Regions from separate parts of the Homo sapiens genome. Here region 1 is linked to region 2. Evidence: read pairs that join two places in POLR2A ChIA-PET (ENCODE). Cell type or tissue: GM12878. All regions are shown on one strand. Links, peaks and the distances in the headings refer to the core of each region. The heading gives the core; the rest is flanking DNA. Region 1 overlaps NUMB (NUMB endocytic adaptor protein). Region 2 has its middle 12 kb from the start of NUMB.

Region 1 (16,141 bases), core at 3,774-11,773, 71 kb before region 2:
TAAGAAAACTAAAGCACAGAGAAATTAAGTGGCTTGACTAAGGCTAGACAGCTATCCAGTCTACCACACTGTAGTGGAAGGTAAGATGAGTTATAAAATAAGGGGGCTATCATTCCAATTGCAATATTCACCATTTCTTTCAGAGCAGTAACTCTGACAACTAATTGTTAGGTCAAGAACATAAACTTTGGAGATAGCAATAAGAACAAAATCATGGAATGCTTAATTAAATCACATGATTTCTAAGGCTGTATAAATCTGGAAGATTGGCAATTTGACAGACTCTAATGCCATCATAAAATCAACAGTTTGTTTACAAAGCACTCATTCTAGCAAAAAGTCACTGAAGGCTGGAAGGCTGGAATAAGAGCCAGTTTTAATGTTTGCAGTTGCTCTTTAGTAACAATGCATCATCAAAAAACACTAGGTGTCAATAACCCAGTGCCAATGAAATATGGCAAACCTGCCTAAATTATTATTCTTTTCACCAATACTTGTGAATTCTGGCTCCTAATCTAATAAAAGTCTTTAAAATAAAGCACTTTCATTTTATTGTCTCTCTGAGCCAAGAAGAGTCACAAGTTTTTGCTGGGATCTTTTCCCCTCTTCTAATAGCTTTGCACCATTAGTAGCAACTTTCATAGCAAGTGGGTCTTAATATTAATACTTTTTTTGCATAATCTTAACTGTTTAAATTTAATTTTAAAATTAATTTTTTGTTAAGGTATAGTTGACAAATAAAAATTATTATTCTTTTTTGAGACGGAGTTTCACTCTTGTGCCCAGGCTGGAGTGCAATTGCGCGATCTTGGCTCACTGCAGCCTCTGCCTCCCGGGTTCAAGCGATTCTCCTGCCTTAGCCTCCCAAGTAGCTGGGATTATGGGCATGCCCCTTTAATTTTCTATTTTTAGTAGAGACAGAGTTTCACCATGTTGGCCAGGCTGGTCTCGAACTCGTGACCTCAGGTGATCAACCCACCTCGTGCTGGGATTACAGGCGTGAGCCACTGCATCCCGGGAGACAAATAAAAATTATGTATTTATGATATACAACGTGATGTTTTGATGTATGTATACATTGTGAAATGGTTAAATTGAGCTAATTAACATATCCATCACCTCACATACTTATTTTGGTTTTGTGAGAACATTTAAGATTTATTGTCTTTGCAGTTTTCTTTAAAAAAAAAAAAAAAAAAGAGAGAGAGATTGTCTCACTCTGTTGCCCAGGCTGAAGTGCAGTGGTGTGACAAAGCTCACCACAGCTTTGAATTCCTGGGCCCCAGTGATCCTCTGGCCTATGCCTCCTGAGTAGGTGGAACTACAGGCACAAGTCACCACACTCTGCTCTCCTTTTCAAGTATATAATACATTATTATTAACTACAGTCACCATTGTTGTACAAGGGATCTCCAGAACTTATTCATCCTAACCGAAACTTTGTACCCTTTGACCTGTTCCCTCTCTTCCTCCCTAGATCCTGGCAACCATCATTCTACCAGACTGTTTCTGAATTTGACTTTTCAAGACTCCACTTATAAGTGAAATCATGAAGTATTTGTCTGTCTTTTCTTTTTTTTTGCTTATGCATTTCTTCATTTGAAACAAAAAATAACATTTCACATTCTTTTATTCTTTCATGTTTATATTCAGAATAAAAGTCAATATTAGCACCCGGCAATCTTTGTTTTTTAATAAAGCCACATTGTCTTTCTGTGCCTACCTTATTTCAGTTTGCATAATGTCCTCCAGGTTCATCCACAATGTTGCAAATGAAAGGATCTCCTTTAAGGTTGAATAGTATTCGTGTGTTTGTGTGTGTGTGTGTGTGTGTGTGTGTGTGTGTGTGTGTGTGTGTGTGTGTGTGTTACATGTGGCTGTATCTCTAGCCTGGGAAACAGAGCTAATACAATAATAAATACAGGGATTAAAAAGGGATTAGAATAGGTATTCATAAGTATAGCTACACATGATGTATACACACACACACACATACACACACACTCTCTACATTTCTTTATCCATTCATCTGTTGATGGACACTTAGGTTGATTCCTATCTTGGCTATTGTGAATAAATGCTGCAATGAATCCTAATACATTTTAAAGGGGTGGTGGGCTGGGCGTGGTGGCTCATGCCTATAATCCCAACACTTTGGGAGGCAGAGGTAGGTAGACTGGTTGAGCCCAGGAGTTTGAGACCAGCCTGGGCAACATGGCAAAACCCCATCTCTACAAAAGATACAAAAATTAGCCTGGCAGTGGTGTGTCCCTATAGTCCTAGCTACTTGGGAGGCTGAGGTGGGAGGACTGCTTGAGCCCGGGAGGTCAAGGCTGCAGTGAGCCGTGATCATACCACTGCACTCCAGCCTGGGTGGCAGAGCGAGACTCTGTCTGTAAAATAATAAAATATTAAAATTTAAATTAAATTTAAAAGGGGTTATTCCAGAATGATGTTAATGTGCCAGAGATGAGGAATGAAACATAGGTTAATCATTCACATAGGGATTAAAAGTAGGTATTCATATGTATAGCTACACGTGACATTAGGTGTTCTACAGGCAATGCATAGTTTTTCCTGTGTCTCAACTGTCCTCTTTGAAAAAATGGAAATAACCTTAAAATACATTATTGTTGAAGACAATGAAGGTGAATTGAGTTCTAGAATGGCTAGATGGATACAGACACAGCTGAAAGAGAAATAAAATCCTTAACATAGCTGTTTCTTCTATATATGGAAAATAAGTCTAAATTGGAGTTGATATCAACTTCAGGTAGAAATGAAAACTAACATAGTCTTTTTTATTTTTATTTTTTTTATTTTTTAGAGACAGGCACATGCCATACACCAGCTAATTTTTTATTTTTATTTCTTGTAGAGATAGGGACTTATTCTGTCACCTGGCTGGGGTGCAGTGGCACGACCATAGCTCACTGTAACCTCAAACTCCTGGGCTCAAGTGATCCTCCTGCCTCAGTCTCCCAAAGTGCTGAGATTACAGGCATGAGCTACCATACCTAGCCAGCCTGCCCCTCTATCCATCCATCTACCCATCTATCCATCTATCTAATCTATCTATTTACTTTAATTATTAGGGGTGTGTGTGTGTGTGTGTGTGTGTGTGTGTGTGTGTGTGTTTAAGCAACAAGGTCTTGCTCTGTGGCCCGAGCTGGAGTACAGTGGCACAATCATAACTCACTGGAACCTCATACTCCTGGGCTCAAGGGATCTTCCCACCTCAGCCTCCAGAGCAGCTGGGACTACAGGCCCATACCACAAGGCCTGGCTAGTTTTTTTGTGTATTTTTTTTGTTGTTTTTTTGTTTTGGAGAAACGAGGCCTTGCTATGTTACCTGGGCTGGTCTCAAACTCCTGAGCTCAACTGATACTCCTGTCTTAGCCTCTCAAAGTGCTGGGATTACAGGTGTGAGCCACCAGCCTTTTTAGAATACAGTTTTGCAATATGCAACTAAAGACCTTAAAATGAACATATATTGAGGAATATTTCACACAGAATCATCAGACCAATCAGATAATTTACGGTATATCTATACCAGTGGTTCTCAAAATTTAGCATGTATCAGAATCACCTAAAGTGTTTGTAAAACCATAGATAGCAGCTGGCGCAGTGGCTCATGCCTGTAATCCCAGCATTTTGGGAGGCTGAGTTGGGCAGATCACTTGAAGTCAGGAGTTTGAGACCAGTCTGGCCAACACGGTGAAACCCTGTCTCTACTAAAAATACAAAAAATTAGCCAGGCATGGTGGCGCACACCTGTAATTCCAGCTGCTCAGGAGGCTAAGACAGGAGAAACACTTGAACCCGGGAGGCAGAGGTTGCAGTGAGCTGAAATCGCACCACTGCACTCCAGCCTGGGCAACAGAGTGAGTGATATGCCGTCTCAAAAAAACAAAACAAAACAAAACAAAATAACCACAGATTCCTGGGCCCCCAAACCAGGTTTCCGATTCAGTAGGTCTGGGTGGAGGCCAAGAATATGCACTTCTAACAAATTCCCAAGTAATGCTGGTATCTCTGGTCCAAGGACCATGCTGAGAATCATTGATCTAAAAAATGGACTTCTATGAAACCATTAAAAATGAAGATCTATATTCATTGATATGATATATATGCATGCAGTGGTGTACTGATAAGCCAGCCTGGGGAGGAATTCAGCGGGGAGAAAGAAGCCCTGCTTTGTAGCATTTGCCAAATTCACTGATGTAGCTGATCCCACCATTGCTAATATCAAGCTACCAACAATTTGGGCTTGCATAACTTCTTAATTATTGGCTCTGGTGAGATAGTGCTAGCTGGTCCAAGCACACTAACTAGAAAAATATCTAACAAGATATAAGGCAAAATGGTAATTAAGCAGTTATCTTTGGGTAAAAGAATTTTAGGGATTTTCTTAATGTCTTCCTGTATTTTCTTAATTGTTTTATGAGCATTCTCACTTTTATAATAAAAATCTATTAACAATTAAAAATGAAGTTATTTGCATCGGCTATATCTTTCTGGTCATTAAATATTCACACACATACATTCATTCATATATGTGTCTATAAAGGTTTGGATTAAGAGTTCTGTATAGTTGGAAGTTTTGCACCCCCTCTAAAGAAGACATTGATATTTAAACATTAAGAACAAGTCTACTACTGCACTCTCCTTCTGTGTTAACCTGGCCTTGATGAAGTGGAAAAAGAAAGAATGGTAAAGGCCCAGCTGAGAAGTCTTTGAACTCTAGCCCTGGAGCATCAAGGGCTAGAAGTGTCTGTTTACAAAACGAAGCATTAACAGCTGCCCTAGAATCCAAGCGGAAAATAGCCTAAGACAGCCTGCAATGCATGTGCTATAAAACCCAGTTTCACAAAAAGAGCAGGAATATAATCCCACTAGCTTTGCCACATAAAAATGTAGGTCTGATTAACAGTTCACCAAATTGTTAACGGAAAAAAATCAAAAATAGCTTAAATATCCCACAATAGAAGATTAAATAATTTAAAGCTATAAAATGGAATATGCACCTATTAAATGGTGATATTTTAAAATTTCTAACAACATGGGGAAATGGTCATAAATTATTGTGAAAGGAAAAAATGTAAGAAAACTGTGTATATAATCCCATTAATAAACTACATATTTGTATATGAGAGAGAGACACACACAGAGAGAGAGAGAGAGAGAGAGAGTGTGTGTGTGTGTGTGTGTGTGTGTGTGTGTGTGTGTTTAAAGACCAGAAAAATATAGCCAAGGTTAATAGCAATTATCTCTGGATTAGGGTATTATAGATGATCTTTTTATATTTGCCCATTTGTATTTTCAAAAATATCTACAGCAAATATATATTATTTGGGTATTTTTTTTTTTTAGTCACCAAGCAGGGGAAACCCAAATTGTAACAAGTAAATGAAAAGATGCCCAACCTCACAATCAATCACAGAAATAGAAATTAAAACAATATACTTCTTTATTCCCATCAGATTGACAAGGCTAAACAGATGGATAAGACCAAATATTGGTGAATATTTAAGGAAATGGGAATTCTAATTTACTACTGGTGGGAGCATAAACTGGGTAGCCATTCTAAAAAACAACTTGGCAATATTTAGTGAAATTAAGTATGTGTACGGGCCACAAGTCAGCAATTCCTTTTCTCGGTATATACTAGAGTAACCTTTGCACATATCAATAGGATATATGCATAAGGATGTACACAGCAGCACTATTTGTTTTAGTTTTCAACACACCTAGGTATCAATTATTAGAGAAACATACAAGTAAAATGTGGAAATACATATACAATGGAACATTATACAACAGTCAGTTGTTGTAAACTAGATTTACAAATACAGTATGCGCTTCCATAATTCCTTTTTTTGATCAAAAAAGAATAAATAGATTCACAGCATAATACCATTATACGGATTAAAAACACATACACACAAAACAATATGAAAATATTTCAAAAATAAGCACTTACTTACATTAAGCATATTAAATAGTTGGCCCTCCACATCCATGGGTTCAACCAGCTATGGACTGAAAATATGCCAGAGCCGGGCACAGCGGCTCACGCCTATAATCCTGGCACTTCGGGAGGCTGAGGCGGGCAGATCACCTGAGGTCCGGAGTTAGAAACCAGCCTGACGAAAATGGAGAAACCCTGTCTCTACTAAAAATACAAAATTAGCCGGGTGTGGTGGCGCATGCCTATAATCTCTGCTACTTGGAAGGCTGAGGCAGGAGAATTGCTTGAACCCAGGACACAGAGGCTGCAGTGAGCCGAGATTGTGCCATTGCACTCCAGCCTGGGCGACAAGAGAGAAACTATGTCTCAAAAAAGAAAAAAAAATATGCCAGAGAAAAAAAGGCTTAGCCATATGCAGTGGCTGACATCTGTAATTCCAACAACTCCAGAGGCTAAACTAGGAGGACTGCTTGAGGCCAGGAGTTTGAGCTTACAGTGAACAATGACTACACCACTGCACTCCAGCATGGGCAACACAGCAAGAGCCTGTCTCTAAAAAATAAACAGGCCAGGCATGGTGGCTCACACCTGTAATCCCAACACTTTGGGAGGCCAAGGCCAGTGGATCACTTGAGGTCAGGAGTTCAAGACCAGCCTAGCCAACATGGAGAAACCCCATCTCTACAAAAATAAAAAAATTAGCTGGATGTCGTGGCATCTGTAATCCCAGCTACTCGGGAGGCTGAGGCAGGAGAATCGTTTGAACGCAGGAGATGGAGGTTGCAGTGAGCTGAGATCGTGCCACTGCACTCCAGCCTGGGCGATGGAGTGAGACTCTGTCTCAAAAACAAAAACAAAAAAAAACAAAAAAGTAAAAATATATAAATGAATAAGCAAGCAAGTGAGCTAGCAAGTCATGAAGAGCAGACATGAAAGAACTTTAAATGCACACTACTAAGTGAAAGAAGCCAATCTGAAAAGGCTACATATACCATATGATTCCAACTATATGACATTCTGGAAAAGGCACAACTATGGAGACAGGAAAAGGATCAGTGGTTACCAAAGGTTAGGTGAGAGGAAGGGATGGACAGCCAGAGCACAGAGAATCTTTGGGGTAGTAAACCTATTTTGCATGATACTACAGTGGTGGATGCATGTCATTACATTTGCCAAAATCCTTGAAAGTACAACACCAAGAATAAACTCTAATGTAACCTAAGGACTTAGGGTGAAAATAATGTGTCAATGTGGGTTTATCGATTATAACAAATTATGAAACATATAATTGGTCTTCTTGCCCTTTCCTGACATATACCTCATAAAACCATTGGCACCTCTGGAGTGATGAGTATCTTTTACATGCTAATGAGATGACAGTGGCTGGACATCTCTAGATAGCTTCAAGGATAAGGGCTGGTCACCTGAAAGACCAAGGCATGATAAGAGGGTTGCCCCCAACCTCCAGAGAGGGAAGAGGAGCTGAAGGGTAAGCTGATTACAAATGGCCAATGACTTAATCAATCATGCCTATGTAATGAGGCTTCCATAAAAACCCGAAAGGACAGGGTTTGGAGAGCTTCCGGATAGATGAACACTTGGAGGTTCCAGGAGGGTGGCACACCTGAAGAAGGCATGGCATGCCCCTTTCCACATACCTTGCCCTATGCATCTCTTCCATCTGTCTCCTTTGTAATACCCTTTATGATAACCCAATAAATGTAAATGAAGTGTTTCCCTGAGTTCTGTGAGCCACTCTAGCAAATTAATTGAACCAAAAGAGGGAGCTGTGGTAACCCCAATTTATGGCTAATCAGCCAGAAGCACAGGACACAACGTGGGGCTTGCAATTTAAGTAGGGGATTGAGCCCTCAACCTGTGGGATCTGATTCTATCTCCAAGTAAATAATGTCAGAATTGAGTTAAAATGTAGGATACCCAGCTGGTGTCTGCCAAAGAATTGACTGGGTTGCTGGTAGATAGAAATCCCCACGCATTTTGGTGACCAGAGGTGCTGTGTTATACTGAGTTTGTATTGGTTTGATTTTTCTTATATCTCCTGTGTACTATTCTGGTAAGGAATGTTGACAGTAAGAAAGGCTGTGGGTTTGTGGGGGCAACAGGTATATGGAAACTCTCTGTATTTTTTTTGCTCAATTTTGCTATAAACCTGAAACTGTTCTAAAAAAATTAAGTCTTCCAAAACTAACAAAAAAAAAAACAGGGGATGGTACTCATGAACCAATAATGACTAACTGGCTATAAACAAACAAAACAAAGAAGTACAGATCTGGAAGGTTCATGTCAAAGGCACCAGAGCACATCCATGTGTACAACGGAAACCACTAACAAAATATGTAAGACTAAATTTTTTTTTTTTTTTTTTTTTTTTGAGACGGAGTCTCGCTCTGTCGCCCAGGCTGGAGTGCAGTGGCATGACCTTGGCTCACTGCAAGCTCCACCTCCCAGGTTCAAGTCATTCTCCTGCCTCAGCCTCCCAGGCAGCTGGGACCACAGGTGCCTGCCACCACGCCCAGCTAATTTTCTGTATTTTTAGTAGAGATGGGGTTTCACTGTGCTAGCCAGGATGGTCTCGATCTCCTGACCTTGTGATCCGCCCACCTCGGCCTCCCAGAGTGCTGGGATTACAGGCGTGAGCCACCACATCCGGCCTAAATTTGTTTTTGAGACAGGGTCTCTGTCACCCAGGCTGGAGAGCAGTGGGGTACAATCAGAGCTCACTGCAGCCTCAAACTGCTGGGCTCAAGCAATCTTCCTGCCTCAGCCTTCGTGAGTAGCTAGGACCACGTGCACGCACCACCATGTCCAGCTAATTTTTTAGAATTATTTGTAATGACAAGGTCTCACTATGTTTGCCCAGGCTGCAATCAAACTCCTGAGCTCAAGTGATTCCTCTGCCTCAGCCTCCCAAAGTGCTAGGATTACAGGAGTGAGCCACTGCACCTGGCTAAAAACTTTTTATCATGGTGGGAAAAGACCTCATAATTCAAATCCAGTTTCTGCAGCTATTTTTCTTCAACAGATGGAGAAAAATACTACTAATCAACAGTATCTCCTTGATCACAAATACATTTCTAGAGTAAATTAAATGACTGATTCCCTATCTGTTATATGGATCCTAAAACATAAAAATAATAACTAAAAATAGCAGGAGCAGATGCCTTTTACTGAGAGCCCATAAAGTATTGCACTGTAGATATATCTAATCTAACAATCCTCAGAGATTACACACTATATTACTATCTCAGAGAGATTAATTGATTTGCCTAAGAACACACAACTATGTAGTGTAACTAGGAATCAAATATAATCTTCTACTATAAAGTCTGTGCTCTCTCACTCTACCCCAATGTCCACATACCAAACAATTATAATAATAATATCTTCCATTGTAGCACCTCCAATGTATTAGGCACTGTATTAGGTACTTTACATAAATTATCTCCTTCACACTTCACGACTGCCTTGAAAGTCAGATATTATTAATTCCATTTTACAGATGAGGAAACAGAAGCTTATAAACTCAGTAACTTGCCCAAGGTCTCAAGATTCAAGCCAAGTTTCACTTTGCGTTATCAAAAGCTCACTTTCACAACTAAATTTAAAATTATCTTTACTATTTTTAGTCCTTTGGTTCTCCACACTACCCAGTTAAATGTGTATTATGTAATAATAAAGCACCTATGTGCTGAACATCACATTGAAGTCAAACAAACACAATTTTGATATAAAATAAATGTAATCATATAACTGTGACAGATGTTAACTGGTTACTCAAAAGGCCATTCCCAAATCCCTACTCCCTCCTTGCCTCTCATTACAGAGGCCAAAAGACGAAAACAGCTGGAGGTGACCATATGACCCAATTTTGGCCCTTGGAACATCAGAAGTGACTTGCTGGAATCACTAATAAGAAAGCTTTTCCTTGGCATAGTCTTTTTCCTTCTTCCTTGAATGTAGGTGGAAGGCTGGACCTGCAGTAGCCATCTTAAGACCATGAAAGGCCAAGCAAATCACAAATTCATAGGCCCCAACAATGTTGAACCATTAAAGCAACATGAGCAGCTGCCAACTTCAGATTTATGTAAGCTTTATAGTCAGGTTTTCAACTGCTTACAGCCTGATTCACCCATTATATATCACCATATCAGAAACTCCACCACAATTTTAACTGTAAGTAACTTCCTGGCTAATAATTAAAAACAAAGTCACATACTAGTCCTAAATTAGTCTGACAAAATTACAATCTCCTGATGAGGACTATTCTGAGTATTTGCTCAGGAAGCTGTGAGAAGCCTGAGCTGAGGAAAGAATGAGAGACAAGAATACAGAATCGGGGAGCTCCCTGGGCTCTGAATTGCACACATGGTAAGAGCCCAGACTCTCAAGATAATTACCAGAAGTATGTCATCAGAAGGGACACATCCTTGAACAATAATATAAGCCTTCAAGAGATTGGCGGGGCATGGTGGCTCACGCCTGTAATCCCAGCACTTTGGGAAGCCGAGGCAGGCAAATCACTTGAGGCCAGGAGTTTGAGACCAACCTGGCCAACATGGCAAAACCCTGTCTCTATTAAAAATACAAAAAAAAAGAGGCCAGGCATGGTGGCTCATGCCTGTAATTCCAGGACTTTGGGAGGCCGAGGCGGGCGGATCATGAGGTCAGGAGTTTGAAATCAGCCTGGCCAATATGCTGAAACCCCGTCTCTACTAAAAATACAAAAATTAGCCAGGCATGGTGGCGCGGCCCTGTAGTCCCAGCTACTCAGGAGACTGAGGCAGAAGAATCACTTGAACCCCAGAGGCGGAGGTTGCAGTGAGCCGAAATCACCTGAGCGACAGAGCAAGACTCCGTCTGAAAAAAAAAAAAAAGATTAGCGAGGCATGGTGGCGCATGTCTGTCATCCCAGCTACTTGGCAAGCTGAGACACAAGAATCGCTTGAGCCTGGGAGGCAGAGGTTGCAATGAGCTGAGATTGTGCCACTGAACTCCAGTCTTGGTGACAAAGCAAGGCTATGTCTCAAAAAACAAAAAAAGGTAAAATAATAATAATAATAATAATAATAATAACATGCTTCAAAACAAAAGCCCTGGAACGTCAAGACTCTTGTTGAAAAAAATTCATAGTTAAGGTATGATCAGGGTCTTGGGGTTACAGGAAAAAATAGTTTGCATTCAATAATAAATGTTTATAAAGTATAATATCCTTTTTCTTAGAAGATGCATGCTCAAGTATTTAGAGGTAAATTATGTTGTCTACAACTTACTTTCAAGTGGTTTATATAAAAGAGGATACATACATATTAGAATACACATATAAAGCATGGGAAAATGTGAAAAAATATTGAAATATCAGTGGGGGATATACAGATGTTCAACATATGTCTTACAACATTCTTGTACATTTGAAATATTTCATAATAAAAAGTTGGTGTTAATGTTAATTTCCTGGTTTTGGTATTGTACTACAGCTATGTAACTTGGTAAAGGGCATATAGGACTTCATTTTCATATTTTTATACCTTTCTGTGAATCTAAAATGATTTTCTTTTTTTTTTTTGGAGACGGAGTCTTGCTGTCACCCAGGCTGGAGTGCAATGGTGTGATCTTAGCTCACTGCAACCTCCGCCTCCCGGGTTCAAGCAATTCTTATGCCTCAGCCTCCAGAGTAGCTGGGATTACAGGCACGCACCACTGAGCCCGGCTAATTTTTATATTTTCAGTAGAGACAGGGTTTCACCATGTTGGCCAGGCTGGTCTCGAACTCCTGACCTTGTGACCTGCCCGCCTCTGCCTCCCAAAGTGCTGGGATTACAGGCGTGAGAAAATTATTTCAAAACAAAAAGTTAAAAATGTTGGGAAGATTTCTCGCTTGGTAAGATGAAGTAAATATATCTCCCTTTATCTTCCAGTTAACTATAACACTGGGATGGAATGCATGAACAGCTATTTGAAGATGCTGTAAAGTAAATATCACAGGTGGATCCAGGGAAATCAACAGAATTCCAACTATCCCCAAACTAGCTGTGAGTTTATCATTTTTTTCCTCTAGTATCCTCCAGCCTGAACTCAACACAACCTAAAACCCAGAAGTGAGCACAATGGTGCAGGCAGAGAGAGAAACAGAACCCTCTAGCTCTGGCTCAAGGCCCGTAAAGGGAACTCCTACAGCTCAGAGAAGATGAGGGAAATCCTTTAGGTATTTTTTTCTTTCTCTTTTTTTTTTTTTTTTTTTTTTGACAGGATCTCACTCTGTTGCCCAGGCTAGAATGCAGTGGCACAATCACAGCTCGCCACAACCTCAAACTCCTGGGCTCAAGTTATCCTCCCGCCTCATCCCCACAAAGTGCTAGGATTACAGGTGTGAGCCACTGTGCTCAGCAGCTTGGGAAAACTCCATACTCTCATGTGTCAGTCCCCAGGTCATCCATGGTGGGGGCAGCAGCAACAACAGAAGAATCTGGGAATGGAAAGCCTCCAGGAACAAAACTTTTGAAGGAAGGGAACCTTTCTCTCCATCCTGTGGAGCCGTGCCTCCAAGTGGGCAGGACAAACTCTGTTGTTTTGGGTTTTTTTTCTTCTCTCTCTGTCCATAGGAAAGTGACCCCATAATGTTGTTTATGAACTGCTGGGCTCATCCTCAACCTGTGTAGGTATGCATCTGATACCAATTGGCATAATAAAAACTCTGATAACTGAGATAATGAGTAGACCTACACCCAGATCCCAGACTGACCAATGGGTGGAACACTTGTGGGACAGATCTGAATAACACTGCCAAAGCTCAGAAAACTGAATTTATATGGAACCACAACCCACAGAAGATTAAAACAAAAATACCAATATTCTCCACAGAATATTAACATATTTTTGTTTTTTTTTTTTTTTATTATACTTTAAGTTCTAGGGTACATGTGCACAACGTGCAGGTTTGTTACATATGTATACATGTGCCACGTTGGTGTGCTGCACCTATTAACTCATCATTTACATTAGGTAAATCTCCTAATGCTATCCCTCCCCCCTCCCCCCACCCCATGACAGGCCCCGGTGTGTGATGTTCCCCTTCCTGTGTCCAAGTGTTCTCATTGTTCAATTCCCACCTATGAGTGAGAACATGCGGTGTTTGGTTTTCTGTCCTTGTGATAGTTTGCTGAGAATGATGGTTTCCAGCTTCATCCATGTCCCTACAAAGGACATGAACTCATCCTTTTTTATGGCTGCATAGTATTCCATGGTGTCTATGTGCCACATTTTCTTAATCCAGTCTATCATTGATGGACATTTGGGTTGGTTCCAAGTCTTTGCTATTGTGAATAGTGCCGCAATAAACATACATGTACATGTGTCTTTATAGTAGCATGATTTATGATCTTTTGGGTATATACCCAGTAATGCAATGGCTGGGTCAAATGGTATTTCTAGTTCTAGATCCTTGAGGAATTGCCACACTGTCTTCCACGATGGTTGACTAGTTTACACTCCCACCAACAGTGTAAAAGTGTTCCTATTTCTCCACATCCTCTCCAGCACCTGTTGTTTCCTGACTTTTTAATGATCACCATTCTAACTGGTGTGAGATGGTATCTCACTGTGGTTTTGATTTGCATTTCTCTGATGGCCAGTGATGATGAGCATTTTTTCATGTGTCTGTTGGCTGCATTAATGTCTTCTTTTGAGAAGTGTCTGTTCATATCCTTCGCCCACTTTTTGATGGGGTTGTTTGATTCTCCCACTTTAGCCTCCAGAGTAGCTGGGGTTACAGGCGTGCACCACCACGTCCAGCTAATTTTTTGTATTTTTAGTAGAGACGGGGTTTCACTATTTTGGCCAGGCTGGCCTCCAACTCCCGGCCTCAAGTAATCCACCCACCTGGGCCTCCCAAGGTGCTGGGATGACAGGAGTGAGCCACCATGCCAGGCCTCATCTTGTTTTTAAATGCAAAAAAAAAACAAAAAAAACAAACTCACTCCTGTCATCCCAGCCCTTTGGGAGGCCGAGATGAGCAGATGGCTTGAGTTCATGAGTTTGAGACAAGCCTGGGCAATACAGCAAAACCCCATTTCTACAAAAAATACAAAAATTAGCCAGGCATGGTAGCATGCTCCTGTAGTCCCAGTTACTCTGGAGGCAGAGATGAGAGGAGCACTTGAGCCCAGGAGGTGGAGGTTGTAGTGCTAACTGCACTCCTCCCTGGGCAACAGAGCAAGACCCTGTCTCAAAACAAAACAAAAACAAAAACAGCTTTCTCAATTACTGTAACTTCTGAACTAAAATATATTGTTTCACAAAAATCAGTCAATTCTGATCATTCGCAGTTGAGAATTAACAAACTTCTGATATTGCCTCTATTGACACACTAGGTGGTTCAGTTATTTTCCATTATAGAATTTTACCTGCAAGTACTAGGGAAATAGTGCTGAACCGACTCTGTTAAATTAAACTCATTATGATGTAAATCACTTTGGAATGAGAAAGTATCTAGATAGCAAGAAAATCTTCTGGGTCTTCTGCTTCCTAAAGCCTATTGTCCATTCCTATAGTGCACAGACCACAATCACATGTGATGTTTACAGAATTCTCTAAAAATATTTTCCATCACATCCAGAATTTGAGAATTACCTATATTCAAACCTGCCACAGGCAGTTTATATAACTGGTAGCAGTCAATAAGGCAACAAAATACTCTGTAACTTTGCAGTTTTCTCATCCCACTGAAAAAACTTGGCCGGGCGTGGTGGCTCATGCCTGTAATCCCAGCATTTTGGGAGGCCGAGGCGGGCAGATCACAAGGTCAGGAGATTGAGACCATCCTGACCAACATGGTGAAACCCCGTCTCTACTAAAAATACAAAAAATTAGCTGGGCATAGTGGCACATGCCTGTAGTCCCAGCTACTCGGGAGGCTGAGGCAGGAGAATGGCATGAACCTGGGAGGCAGAACTTGCAGTGAGCTGAGATTGCGCCACTGCACTCCAGCCTGGGCGACAGAGCAAGACTCCGTCTCAAAAAAAAAAAAGGAAAGAAAAAACGTTAAGATATTTACCAGAAATTTAGCAGGTAAGACTGTACAATCCTGAAAAAGACTTCCTTTAAAGAAACAGAGACAGACAAAACAAATTTGGAGGTATATAATGATAATATTGGCACTCAGTCCTCAAATTTATATTGGAAATCAATTTCCCAAATAATTATCAAATTATTCAAACAAACAAGAAAAAAAAAGACCCAAGTAGGCTTTGAACTAACGTGTTCTTAAAAACAACAACAACAAAACTCCAAACTACAAATCTTATTTTTCATCTTGTTTATAAACTTTTGTCTCTACTTTTGATTGTAGCAGTATACTGTTTTGTTGACACAAAAGAAAATTCCAGGCTGGACGCGGTGGCTCACACCTGTAATCACAGCACTTTGGGAAGCCAAGGAGGGTGGATCACCTGAGGTCAGGAGTTCAAGACCAGCCTGACCAACATGGTGAAACCCCGTCTCTACTAAAAATACAAAATTAGCCGGGTGTGGTGGCACAAGCCTGGAATCCCAGCTACTCGGGAGGCTGAAGCTGGAGAATCACTTCAACCCAGGAGGCAGAGGTTGCAGTGAGCCAAGATCGTGCCATTGCATTCCAGCCTGGGCAACAAGAGCAAAACTCCTTCTCAAAAAAAAAAAAAAAGAAAGAAAGAAAGAAAGAAAATTCCAAATCTATTTCACTTTATTTCTGTTTAGACATCTTATTTTCAATATCATCCTCTACTACACAAGAACACATCAAATTCTTATTGAACTCATACACCATAATATCCTGTAAATATTCCTCTTTTTCATATATTACATGTTATTTATATTCTTTATCTCAAAAGTAATACAAATTGTGGCAGATATTATCCAAAGATGCCTACAACGTTAGATTCCATCCCATATGCTCTTCTTACAATATGATGTTGATCCTTTCAAGTGGTGGGGTCTATGTCCACAGCTTCCTTGAAACTTGGGAGAACCTTTACAACTACATCAACCAGTAGGACAGAGCAAAGTAACACTATGTGACTTCCAAAACCAAGTCAAATATGCCATGCACCTTTGCCTTCCTCTCTTGGGATGCTCTCTCTCTCGGAACCCAGGCACCATGCTGTGAAGAAGCCAAGC
Region 2 (12,492 bases), core at 4,105-12,104:
GCTCACTTGAGGCCAGGGGTTTGAGGCCAGCTTGGGCAACATGGTGAGACTCCTCCATCTCTTAAAAAAAAAAAACAAATATATGTGTATATTTTTAAATATTCAAAAATCAAATTAGAGAATATGTTCAATTCGGGCCAGCATATGTTATGTAATATATAACTGTTATATATAATAACTATTATTACCATTAATATTATTATTGACTATATAATGGCTGGTTTTCTCCCCTAGCTCCTAGAAGGAACCCTTTTATGAGGAGTAAATGAAATAATATACATAATTCAGGACCTGACATGTAGTAAATGCTCAATAATCATTAGTTATTGTTAACATTATTAATAGCCGGGCACGGTAGCTCACGCCTGTAATCCCAGCACTTTGGGAGGCCAAGGCGGGCGGATCACAAGGTCAGGAGATCGAGACCATCCTAGCTAACACGGTGAAACCCCATCTCTACAAATACAAAAAAATTAATTGGGCATGGTGGCGGACACCTGTTGTCCCAGCTACTCAGAAGGCTGAAGCAGGAGAATGGCATGAACTCAGGAGGCGGAGCTTGCAGTGAGCAGAGATCACGCCACTGCACTCCAGTCTGGGCAACAGAGCGAGACTCCATCTCAAAAAAAAAACCAACATTATTAATAAACATGTGATATTTGATATTCTCTCCAAGCTACTGGAAGGAAATACTATGAACTCTCATTACTTTTCCAGGGTGGCCTTATTTCCATATGTTTTGTTCAGTTTTTCCATTAGCACCCTATACTCACCAGAGCACAATTCTAGATTTGGGGTTCATAAAATATGACCACCAAATCCATAACACAGTCTAATTTCCTGCCTGCCCTATACCAAGAAGGGTATGCACAAAACCAGCAAAATGGGCTAATTATGGCAGCACCTCCTATATGCACAAAAGTCTGAGCCTGGCCCCAACCAGAATCCAGACAGAAGGGATTGTGCCTGGGAGAATGAACAGAGACTTCGCTATGTGACCTTTGTCCCTTTTAAAATATGGTCATCATTGTGCAGTCTACTCAGTCAATCCTCAACTAAGAATGAGAGAAAGAGGGACCTACACAGGCCCTACAGATGGGATAAGGGTGTCCAAGAAGACATTTTCACACCTGGGTTGGAAGTAATAAGAACCCATAAAAATAAAGAGCAATTTTGCAATTAGAAAGTTGGAAGAAGAGAGTCCAGTTTGCAACATGAAAGAAAGATCATAAGAGGCTGGAGTCACCCTTTAGGGCTGGGTTGAAGCTGTCTTCCTTATAAAGGTGGAGGATATTGAGGGTTGGCCTGTGGCCAGGAAAAATGAGGAACTATAATCAAGAAAACCCCATTATTTTTGCTTTGAGTCATTTCTCAGGGCTCACCCATAATTATTACATAAGAAAGACAGAAAAAACAAAAACCTCCTAAAGTGTAAATGATCCTTAAACTAAAAACACCGTAGAAATACAAAGATCCAGGCCGGGTGCGGTGGCTCATGCCTGTAATCCCAGCTACTTGGGAGGCTGAGGCAGGAGAATCACTTAAACCCGAGAGGCGGAGGTTGCGGTGAGCCGAGATAGCACCATTGCACTCCAGCCTGGGCAACAAGAAAGAAGAAACTCTGTCTCAAAAAAAAAAAAAAAAAAGAAAAAAGAAAAGAAAAGAAAAGAAAAAGAAAAGAAAGAAATACAAAGATCCAAGTTTTTGCAACTTATCTGTCTCTCTCTCTCTCTGTCTCTGTTTCTTCTTCTCCCACCCATATTTGCACATGTTCTTTCATTTCTTTTCCGCACAGAAGAAAACTACCCTTACAAGGAAATGCCTTAGGATCCTCCAGGCTGGAATTGTTTTCAGATCAGGAATCATCTTCTCTAGCAGTCTCCACTGCAGCTCTACAGGATTAGAGCTCAGTATTCACAGATAATGACAGTTTACACCTCTCCCTCTAAATCAAGTCACCTGTGCAGCTGTGATTTAAAGAGTTCGGATGATTTTCTGAGCTGCACTAGCCCTGGCCCTTTCCTCTCCCGAAATGTTCCCAAACATTACCAGATTTGTACACAGAAAGGCTCAAAGCAGAAGTTGCTGGGAAAGTTCTGTAAACATGAAGGGGAGATGTACACCAATATCAAGTTCCTCTTCCTGTGGCTCTGGTTTTCTCTCCTTCCTATTCTCTATTCTGTGTTTCCTCTGTGTCTGGGACAGAGGAGACTTGTATGTTTCCATACCTGTTAATAGCCAGAGAAAACTTTGTTCGGTCCCTTGGCAGGTTAGCGGATTTTAGAAGGGAAAGACAGGGTAAAGAGATGAGGACTCGCCCCCAGGAAGTCTGACTATACAATAGGAATGGTGTATTTATTTATTCAGCCCTTTCCTACACTGCAGTCATTTCATTTCACCCTCAGGATGTGTATTTAGTGGTAAGCTTTCTTTCTTTTCCTGTTAGTTTCCTGCAAAAGGACATCAGTGTCTTCCTCATTGGAGCAGCTGATAAGAAGGATGTTGTTGCTCAAATAGAGACAGAAAAACATATTTCCTATCACAGACCCAGGCCATCCCAAGGGCATGGAGAATTAGACCAGGTTGTGGAAATAATAGAAGAACCTGATTTTCATGCCTATTTCCCTGGTGCCATCTTCCTCCCTGAAATACTCTGCAATAATTACACCTTCCACTTAAGTAGGATTTCACACTTTTCCAAAGTAGCATCACGTTGTACGGAAGTAGAGTTGGCTGCACTGTAGCTGGCATAGCCTATTAGTTACTTTGGAGGGTTTATATGAAGAGGCAACTTTGGGTTTAACTTTAAGTTTTGGGGAACTCATACAAATAGCATAGGTTTACCCTAAGTTGGATTCCATTTGCTAGCTCCTGCCTCTCCTACAGATCTCATCTTCAAAGTTACTATTATAGGGGAGGCTTCCTGTTATCCCTCTCCCAGCCACATTGAGTTGGGTGCCCCTCTTATACACACTGCATTTCCACTTTGGATACACATATCCCGTGGGTAAACTTGCTCAGTGCCTAGCCATCCAGCAACATGTCGGCACTGTAATACCAGGGACAACAACCTTCCTGCTCATGGCTGCCTAGCATAGGGCCTGGCCCACAGTAGTTCACTAAATATTTAGTGAATGAATGAGTGAGTCAGGAATTGTCTCTAGGAGTAGCCTTGCCACCTGACACAATCACTTATTTTGGGGTAGTGCTCTGGGAGTTATAAAAAAGGCCTGTGCTAATTATCACATAATGATCACCGGTGGTTATAGTATTTAGTAGGCAAAAGCACAGTGGTGGAGTATGACTAAATAAAGGTCTCCTCCAGGTGGGGGGCTATCCCCGCACTCTGAATTTGGAACCCCACTGCCCATCTCTCTTGGACTCCTGTGGACAGGGTCATTCCTTTGGGAAATTCTTTTCGGAGTTGCCAACACTGGGGAACAGGGAGAATTAAGCTCCATTTCCCCAAACTCAATGAAGTCTTTCTGATATGAAAATTAAATTAAAGAACAAGGCCAGTGGTGGCCCTCTGTTGCTTTCCTTTCAGCCTCTGAGACAGATTTCCCCATCAAGGGTCTGCGCTGAGTCATCCCGCCTCCAGCGGAAACAAGTCAGCAGCACCCTGAGGATGGGTGATGGAGGTAAAGACTCATCCTGCTAATCTCCTCCTCCCGCGGAGGCCAAGGTTCATGGTCTTGGCCCCCTCCCTGGGAACAAAAAGGCAACCCAAGAGAAAAGACTCTTCCTTCCCACTCCTCTCTCTCTTACAAGCTCATGGTCTGTGGCTCCTCTTTCTTCTGCCAATGGAAGTTGAGGATAGAGAGAGAGGAGGAGGAAGAAGAAACCAAAGGGCACAGGACTGTACTTTGCTGGCTGGGGGGAGGTGGGACACATGGGTGGGGGGTATGAATTGGGATGAAGGATGACAAGACATGAAGAATCCTTGGAGGTTCTCCAACAGTTCTCACATACAGAACAGCTAAGGCACAGCCCAGTTGCGGAGACACCAGGGAACCCAGAAATGTAAATAGTAGGAGGTGATGACAGCAAAGAAGCAGGCAGATCTGATACACAGGCCCCTACACAGAGCTACGCCCTGTGGGAGAACCACAAACTGCCTAAGACTGGGTAGCAAAGAGAGAGAGAGTGGGCGTTCAGTGTGAGACCTTGAATCAGAGGCCCACACTCTATATCTAGCTCAGTCTCCAATTTGTGGGGAGGACCGGGGTGAAAGATGAATGTCAGAGATGTGGCTTCATCAGCTGCCTATGGGATGGGCACATGTTTAGGAGATACTTTGAAATCTCTAGATGAAAGGAAATGCCAGAAAAAGCTATCATTACTTTGAGGGCTGATCATAGAGCAGCCGGAGCATCTTTGAGCTCCTATATTGGAATCAGAGTCTACAGTATTTTCATCTTGGGCGGACCAATTCCTGAAGACCAGTTTTTTAATAGCATCAATTGAGAACAGGGTCAATTGTGAGGTCCCTTAGGAATACAACCAGAAATCTCATCACTGGAGTATAGAAATTTCCAACCAGGCTCCAGCCAGTTATCTATGCAGACTGATTCTAGCCAGGCCTAACTTGCCTAGGGTGATGATCTACAGGCTATGACCTGATGACACTTCTCCCTTTCTCTCCTCTCTTTCTCTCTTTCACGTGTGCATAAGGCAACTTAGAAACATTAATTCACCAAAGAATACTTGGAGATTCCCAAATGATCACCCCAATTGTGGCTCTTCATCTCCAAACACTTAGCCTTTTTTTTTTTTTTTAAAGGAATGTGATGTGCTTAAACCAGATCTTTTTTCTTTCTATTTGGCAGGTACATAGGCACATGACCCTAGTATTTTCCTTCTCTATTTATTCCCTTCTATACTTTACCACAAATACTTCCACTTGACTCCCTCTTCTGGTCTCTGTTCTATGAACCATCTAGATTATCATTCCAAATGAATACATTTGTGTTTGAGCCCTTAAATGCAAGAATATTTCCCTTCCTGGTCTCTCCAAAGCTAACAGGCTAACTAGACTCAGAACAGGACTTTAATCTAAGCTGGCAATAAGTGCTTACCTGTCCTGAATGACCTAAGCTGCAATCATCCTGGGTCACAATCATCAGAGGAACAGATATTATTTTTCTCCTATTGCACGAAGTGGACAAAGGTTGTCTAGATGGTGCAGAATGGATCTCGATAAAGCCAGAGCTCCTTGTGAAATAAGAAAAATCTCAAGAATGGGCATGTGACTGCTAAGCAAGCTCTGTGGGAGAGCTCAACCTATAATATTACAAGTGGCATGCGTAAGATCAACATGAACTCATCTCTCAAATCCCCAAATCTTAGGTTTCAATGTCTCTTACAAAGTTCCAGGAGAGTTAAGCTTAGGACCAATATAAAGGAAGACTACTCCAAACTGTAGGTAGTAAATGCATGGCACTCATTACCCAGGGAGGGAATACAATCAGAATACAGAAAAAAAATCAGGGCAACATTTATGAATTGCAGAGCCATATATGAGTAAAACTGGATGGATCTTGAACTACTCATTTTCAACCCTAGTCCTATGTGAAAGTCTCATGTCTCTCTCCTAGGTCCTAGTATTCCAACTCAGTAGGTTGGAGTGGGGTCTGTATATAGTTGCAAAGCTCCCCCAGGTGATTCTGATTTATAACCAGGTTTGAGGACCACTACTTGAATAACTTGAATAACCTTTAACCTGCTGGATAGGTCTGACCCAGCCTGGTCATCCTTACGGTCCTAATTGTCAAACTGCTTGGTTGATGAATGACAACTCAAACAGATACAGCTGTATACCTGCAACATAAGAACAAACTCCAGAGCAGTCATTAGACCCTGAATCTACAGATCAAATCAAGCAGTATAATAATGCTCTGGTCCCTGGCTCATTTAGAGTCTTCTCCAAGATCTCTAAGTCTTTCCCACCTTAGGGATGAATCAGCGGAGGCACTTAAAACAAGGTACTACTTTTGGAAGGAAATATTCAGATTTGCTTATAAGAATAAGATGCAGACTTCTTTTTTCTTTTCTTCTCTTTTTTTTTTTTTTTTGAGATGGAATCTCTCTTTGTTCCCCAGGCTGGAGTGCAATGGCATGATCTCGGCTCACTGCAGTCTCCACCTCCTGGGTTCAAGCGATTTTCCTGCCTCAGCCTCCTGAGTAGCTGAGATTACAGGCAGGCACCACCACGCCCAGCTAATTTTTGTACTTTTAGCAGAAATGGGGTTTCCCCATATTGACCAGGCTGGTCTCGAACTCCTGACCTCAAGTGATCCACCCACCTCAGGCTCCCATATTGCTGGGATTATAGGCATGAGCCGCCGCGCCTAGGCAGATGCAGGCTTCTTTACATATTTCTGTCACGGCTCTTTTTGCACAATGTTTAACACAGTACTAGGAATTCGTTTATTCAGTAAACATTTATTGATTAAAAATTAGTTACATACCCAATGCCAATAGTTTGTTGCTGAGGATATAAATAATTAAATAAGGCAGTGATAAAACAGACCAGATGTGATCTCTAGCTTCTTAGTTACCTAATAAGCTCTCAAAAATATTCTTTTATCATAGTGGCTGGATACAGTGTAAAACTCTACCTAAGGGTCATCCTACCCTCTTAGGAACACAACATTTAAGTTCTTTCGAAGACCGAGCTACCCTGGGGCCAAGAACAACTATAAAAAAAGTGCCTACCTTTTCTTCTCAAATGTACCTACAAGTGAAGGTTAAAAATGAACTTCTGGCTGGGCACGTTGGCTCACGCCAGTAATCCCAGCACTTTGGGAGGCCAAGGCAGGCAGATCCTGAGGTCAGGAGTTCAAGACCGGCCTGAGCAACATGGAGGAAACCCCCGTCTCTACTAAAAATACAAAATTAGCCGGGCGTGCTGGTGCATGCCTGTAATCCTAGCTACTCAGGAGGCTGAGGCAGGAGAATCGCTTGAACCCAGGAGGCAGAGGTTGCAGTGAGCCAAGATTGCGCCATTGCACTCCAGCCTGGGCAACAAGATCGAAACTCTGTCTCAAGAAAAAAAAAAAAAGAACATCTGGAGAATGAGAACTATGCTATATTCATCTTTGAATTTCCAGTACCAGGTACAGTACCTTGCACATAGTAAGTGTTCAGTGTTTTAAATTTTTTTTTTTTTTTTTTGGAGACAGAGTCCCACTCTGTCACAGGCTGGAGTGCAGTGGCGCGATCTCAGCTCACTGCAACTTCTGCCTCCCAGGTTCAAGCAATTCTCTTGCCTCAGCCTCCCGAGTAGCTGGGGCTACAGGCATCTGCCACCACACCCGGCTAATTTTTTGTATTTTAGTAGAGATGGGGTTTCACCATGTTGCCCAGGCTGGTCTCAAACTTCTGATCTCAGGCAATCCACCTGCCTCGGCCTCCCAAAGTGCTAGGATTACAGGCGTGAGCCACCGCGCCTGGCCCAGTGTTTTTAAATTTTAATTAATTAATTAATTTTGAGACAGGGTCTGGCTCTGTCACCCACGCTGGAGTGCAGTGGCCCCATCTCGGCTCACTGTAACCTCTGCCTCCTGAGCTCAAGTGATCCTCCCACCTCAGCCTCTGAGTAGCTGGGACTGCAGGCATGTGCCATCATGCCTGGCTAATTTTTGTATTTTTTTTTTTTTTTGGTAGAGATGGAGTCTCACTATGTTGCCTAGGCTGGTCTTGATCCTCCCACCTCGGCCTCCCAAAGTGAAGTAATTGCAGGCATGAGCCACCGCACCCAGCCTGTTCAGTGTTTTTGAATGAGTGAATGAATGAATGAAGCTGGAATCCCAGTTCTGCCACTAACTGTGTATCTTTGTACAAGTCACAGATTATTTGTAACCCTTTTTTCATGACTGGGATAACAACTACCTTGCTTATTTGTTGTTATGTGACTGGAGGTCATGTGTTCTAAGAATCACTGGCAGCTGGGCATGGTGGCCTGTAATCCCAACATTTTGGGAGGCTGAGATGGGAGGATCACTTGAGCCCACAAGTTTGAGACCAGCCTGGGAAACAGAGGGAGACCTCATCTCCACAAAAAAATTAAAAACTAGCTGGGTGCGGTGAGCGCGTGCCTATAGTCCCAGCTACTGGGAAGGCTGAGGAAAGAGGATCATTTTTGAGCCCAGGAAGTCAAGCCTACAGTGAGCCATGATTGCACCACTGCACTCCAACCTGGGCGACAGAGTGAGACCCTGTCTCAAAAAAAAAAGAAAGAAAATTGGCACTCTGCCTGGCATTCAGCAGGTGCTCAACAAATGGTTGTGGTGATGCTGTATGGTTGTTACTCTGAGAACGGAGAAGCAGAAGCTTCCAAGAACCAACTTGTATGGTCAAAGTGACATCTAGTGGTAAAATTTTAGAACACACACCAAAAGCACAGTCAATTGCTGGTTTGAAATTTAAATTGAGGAATGACTAGGAACTAACAGGGCACCTGATTTACATAAGTACAGTAACATTATTTAATTCTCACCAGTGATTTTTTTTTTTTTTTGAAACGGAGTCTCACTCTATCGTCCAGGCTGGAGTACAGTGGCGCGATCTTGGCTCACTGCAACCTCCGCCTCCCAGGTTCAAGCAATTCTCCTGCCTCAGCCTCCCATGTAGCTGGGACTACAGATGCTGGCCACCACGCACGGCTAATTTTTGTATTTTTAGTAGAGATGGGGGTTTCACCATGTTGATCAGGCTGGTCTCGAACTCCCGACCTTAGGTGATCCTCCTGCCTCAGCCTCCCAAAGTTCTAGGATTACAGGCGTGAGCGACCGCACCTGGCTTCACGAGTGATTTTCAATCCTGGATGCAGATTAGAATGACGTGTGAAGCTTTAAAAATCTACTGGTGTCTGGATCTCACCCTTGGAGACACCAATTTAACTTGCAGGAGGTGTGACTCAGGCTGTCACATTTTTAAACTGCGATTTTAACATGCAGCCTGGTTGGGAACCACATGCAAGAGACCCATGAGATAGTCTTCTTCTCGTTTTACAAATGATGAAAGTAAAAGTCAGAAGGATAAAGTAATTTTCACAAAGTCACACATTTATTATTAGCAGTAGGTTATTTGAACTTGCATCTACCATTTTCCCACAATACCACGTTGCTTTGCAGAGGCTTTTGGAAGTCTGATGTGCTCCACTTAGCTTCTGTCTAGGGGAGTCTCAAACTCAGAAGCGTTAGGAAATTGCATGGTGCTGTGAGCTGAAGCCCTCCAAACAACAGTTTGGTGTTGATGGGATAGTGTGGTCTAATGAAGGCACTAACTGCCTGATCCTCTCTCTGGATTCTTTTTTTTTAAGACAAGGTCTTGCTTTGTTGCCTAGGCTGGAATGCCGTGGCATGATCACAGCTCACTACAGCCTTGAACTCCTGGGCTCAGCTGGGACCAGAGGTGCATGCCACCATGCCCAGCTATCTTTGTATTTTTTGTAGAGATGGGGTTTTGCCATGTTGCTCAGGCTGGTATTTTTATGTTTTGTAGAGACGGGGGTCTCCCTATGTTGCTATGAACATTCATGTCAATTTCAATTTTTTAAAAATTATTTCAAAAGAAACTCATTGTAATTGTTTGTGTTAAAAAATGATAACTTGCCCAGGTGCAGTGGCTCATGCCTGTAATCTCAGCACTTTGGGAGGCCAAGGCGAGTGGATCACTTGAGGTCAGGAGTTTGAGACCAGCCTGACCAACATGGCAAAACCCCGTCTACACTAAAAATACAAAAATTAGCTGGGCATGGTGGTGGGTACCTGTAATCCCAGCTACTCAGGAGGCTAAGGCAGGAGAATGGCTTGAACCTGGGAGGTGGAGGTTGCAGTGAGCCAAGACTGTGCCACTGTACTCCAGCCTGGGCGACACAAGACTCTGTCTCAAAAACAAACAAACAAAAACCTTAAGCATACACATTAAAAATCTACCAAAACTTTTTAAAATTGAGTTTTGGCACTTCATTTTTAAAAATATAACTGGGGTCTCAAAAAGGAGTAACGAGGCCGGGCGCGATGGCTCACGCCTATAATCCCAGCACCATGGGAGGCCGAGGCCGGCAGATCATGAGGTCAGGAGATTGACACCATCCTGGCTAACACGTTGAAACCCCGTCTCTACTACAAAAATACAAAAAATTAGCCGAGCTTGGTGGCGGGCCCCTGTAGTCCCAGCTACTCGGGAGGCTGAGGCAGGAGAATGGCGTGAACCCGGGAGGCGGAGTTTGCAGTGAGCCGAGATCGTGCCACTGCACTCCAGCCTGGGCAACAAAGACTCCGTCTCAAAAAAAAAAAAAAAAAAAAAAAAGAGTAACCAGCTTGCTCTTGACCTCTGAAAGGCTCTGTTGCTGCCTCCAACAAGAAAAGCCCATTTTATCCAATTAGACAACAAATCCCCAAAGTCAGAAAAACCACGTGATATTTGCTGGCATATCCATGATGACTACTAATTATGTATTTGGTAAATGTTTGCTGACAATATAGCCCATCAAGAAATGATGGGAGGCCGGGCGAGGTGGCTCACGCCTGTAATCCCAGCACTTTGGGAGGCCGAGGCGGGCGGATCACGAGGTCAGGAGATCGAGACCATCCTGGCTAACACAGTGAAACCCCGTCTCTGCTAAAAACACAAAAAAATTAGCTGAGCGCGGTGGCAGGCGCCTGTAGTCCCAGCTATTCGGGAGGCTCAGGCAGGAGAATGGCGTGAACCCGGGAGGCGGAGCTTGCAGTGAGCCGACATCGCGCCACTGCACTCCAGCCTGGGCGACAGAGCCAGACTCCGGCTCAAAAAAAAAAAAAAAAAAAAAAGATGGGAAGGCTGGGTGCGGGTGGCTCATGCCTGTAATCCCAGCACTTTGGGAGGCTGAGGCAGGTGGATCACTTGAGGCCAGGAGTTTGAGACCAGCTTGGCTAACATGGTGAAACCCTGTCTTTACTAAAAAAATATTAATATTAGCCGGGTGTGGTGGCTCACACAGGTAATCCCAGCTACTCAGGAGGCTGAGGCGCGAGAATCACTTGAAAACCAGAGGTGGAGGTTGTAGTGAGCCAAGGTCATAACACTGCACTCCAGTCTGGATGAAAGAGCGAGAAACTCTGTCCCTTAAAAAAAAAGAAAACAAAGAAATGATGGGACAGGGTGAGGGTAGGGGAGAGGAAATTCTAACACAGGTGATTTCCTTCTGACCCACAACCCCCACTTTGCTGTTGGTCTGGCTGACGTGGTTCACAAGGGGGATGGTAACTTAGATGGAACGTGTAAACCAATGGAAACATGAACCTTGATTGAAAAATGAAAAATTTCTCTAGATCCTGACTAAGGCAAGGTCAGCATGTTTCTCCCACATGCTGGTCCAAACAGAAGCTTTCTTTTACGGCAGGATAGGGATCAGTCCCTTGTCTAATCAACCAGTGGAGTTAATGAGTATGGCAGAAGGAAGGGAGAGGAAAGATGACAAAAGGAGCAATGAAAAGGAAACACCTGACACATTTATCTTTGTGAGAAGTGAGAATCACCTGTAAATGCCTCAGCCAGGAAGGACAGGTAGGGCCCTTTATAAAAGGATTTGTGGAACTTCTGGAGTATTTTGTCATTATAACATTTTGTTAATAGATTAACAAGGCTGGGCGCAGTAGCTCACACCTATAATCCTAGCACTTTGGGAGGCCAAGGCAGGCGGATTCACTTGAGGTCAGGAGTTCGAAACCAGCTTGGCCATCATGGTGAAACCCCGTCTCTACTAAAATTACAAAAAATTAGCTGGGCATGTGGTATGCGCCTGTAATCCCAGCTACTCAGGAGGCTGGGGCGGAGAATCTCTTGAACCTGAGAGGCGGAGGTTGCAGTGAGCCGAGATCATGCCACCCCGACTCCAGCCTGGACAACAGAGCGAGACTCCATCTCAAAAAAAAAAAAAAAAAAAAGATTAACAAAAACATGGCTGGGCACAGTGGCTCAAGCCTGTAATCCCAGCACTTTAGGAGGGCAGATCATTTGAGCCCAGGAGTTTGGGACTGGCCTAGGCAGCATAGCGAGACCCCATCTCTACAAAAAATATAAAAATTAGCCAGGCGTTGTGGTGCATGCCTGTGGTCCCAGCTACTGAGGAGGCTGAGGTGGGAGAGTCACTTGAGCCCAGAAGGTTGAGGTTGCAGTGAGCCAAGATCTTACCACCACACTTCAGCATGGGCAACAGAGTGAGACCCCGTCTCAAAAACAACAACAACAACAACAACAAACACAAAACACAAAGAAACAAAACCGTGATAGTAAGGAGAGCAGATGCCTGCTTTTCTGTTGTGAAGAAACTTGGGAACCACTGTGGAAACAGGAGAGGGGAAAGGAGCTGTCATGGACCCTTGCTGAGCTCCTTCCTTCCCCCAGCCTTTTCTCCCATCCCTCCCCTTACCTGGAAGGTCCTCTCTCCTCCTCTCTGCCTAAATCTTGTGCCATCTCAGATCCAACACAAATTCCCATGTCTCC

What was found. Peaks named below come from ENCODE experiments on the same cell type or tissue, not always from the same donor. Only the 100,000 strongest peaks of a DNase experiment are listed, where the experiment ranks them.
Region 1: POLR2A ChIA-PET joins it to region 2 with 11 read pairs; 7 of 35 experiments call an interaction of 5 or more read pairs at or near these places.

What each region holds. Positions count from the first base shown.
Region 1 is chr14:73,393,225-73,409,365 of GRCh38, forward strand. The region is part of intron 2 of NUMB (NUMB endocytic adaptor protein); the gene reads right to left. Among named protein-coding and RNA genes, the nearest start is that of NUMB, 57 kb to the right of the region's middle. RefSeq lists an enhancer at 4,469-4,972. In GM12878, for the core only: no CTCF peak of the experiment used is centred there; DNase peaks (open chromatin) are centred at 7,891, 8,277 and 9,547; H3K4me3 peaks cover 472 bases; H3K27ac peaks cover 1,780 bases.
Region 2 is chr14:73,463,919-73,476,410 of GRCh38, forward strand. No RefSeq gene overlaps it. Among named protein-coding and RNA genes, the nearest start is that of NUMB, 12 kb to the left of the region's middle. RefSeq lists an enhancer at 1,023-1,252. In GM12878, for the core only: a CTCF peak has its summit at 8,372 (motif pointing left); a DNase peak (open chromatin) is centred at 8,357; H3K27ac peaks cover 402 bases.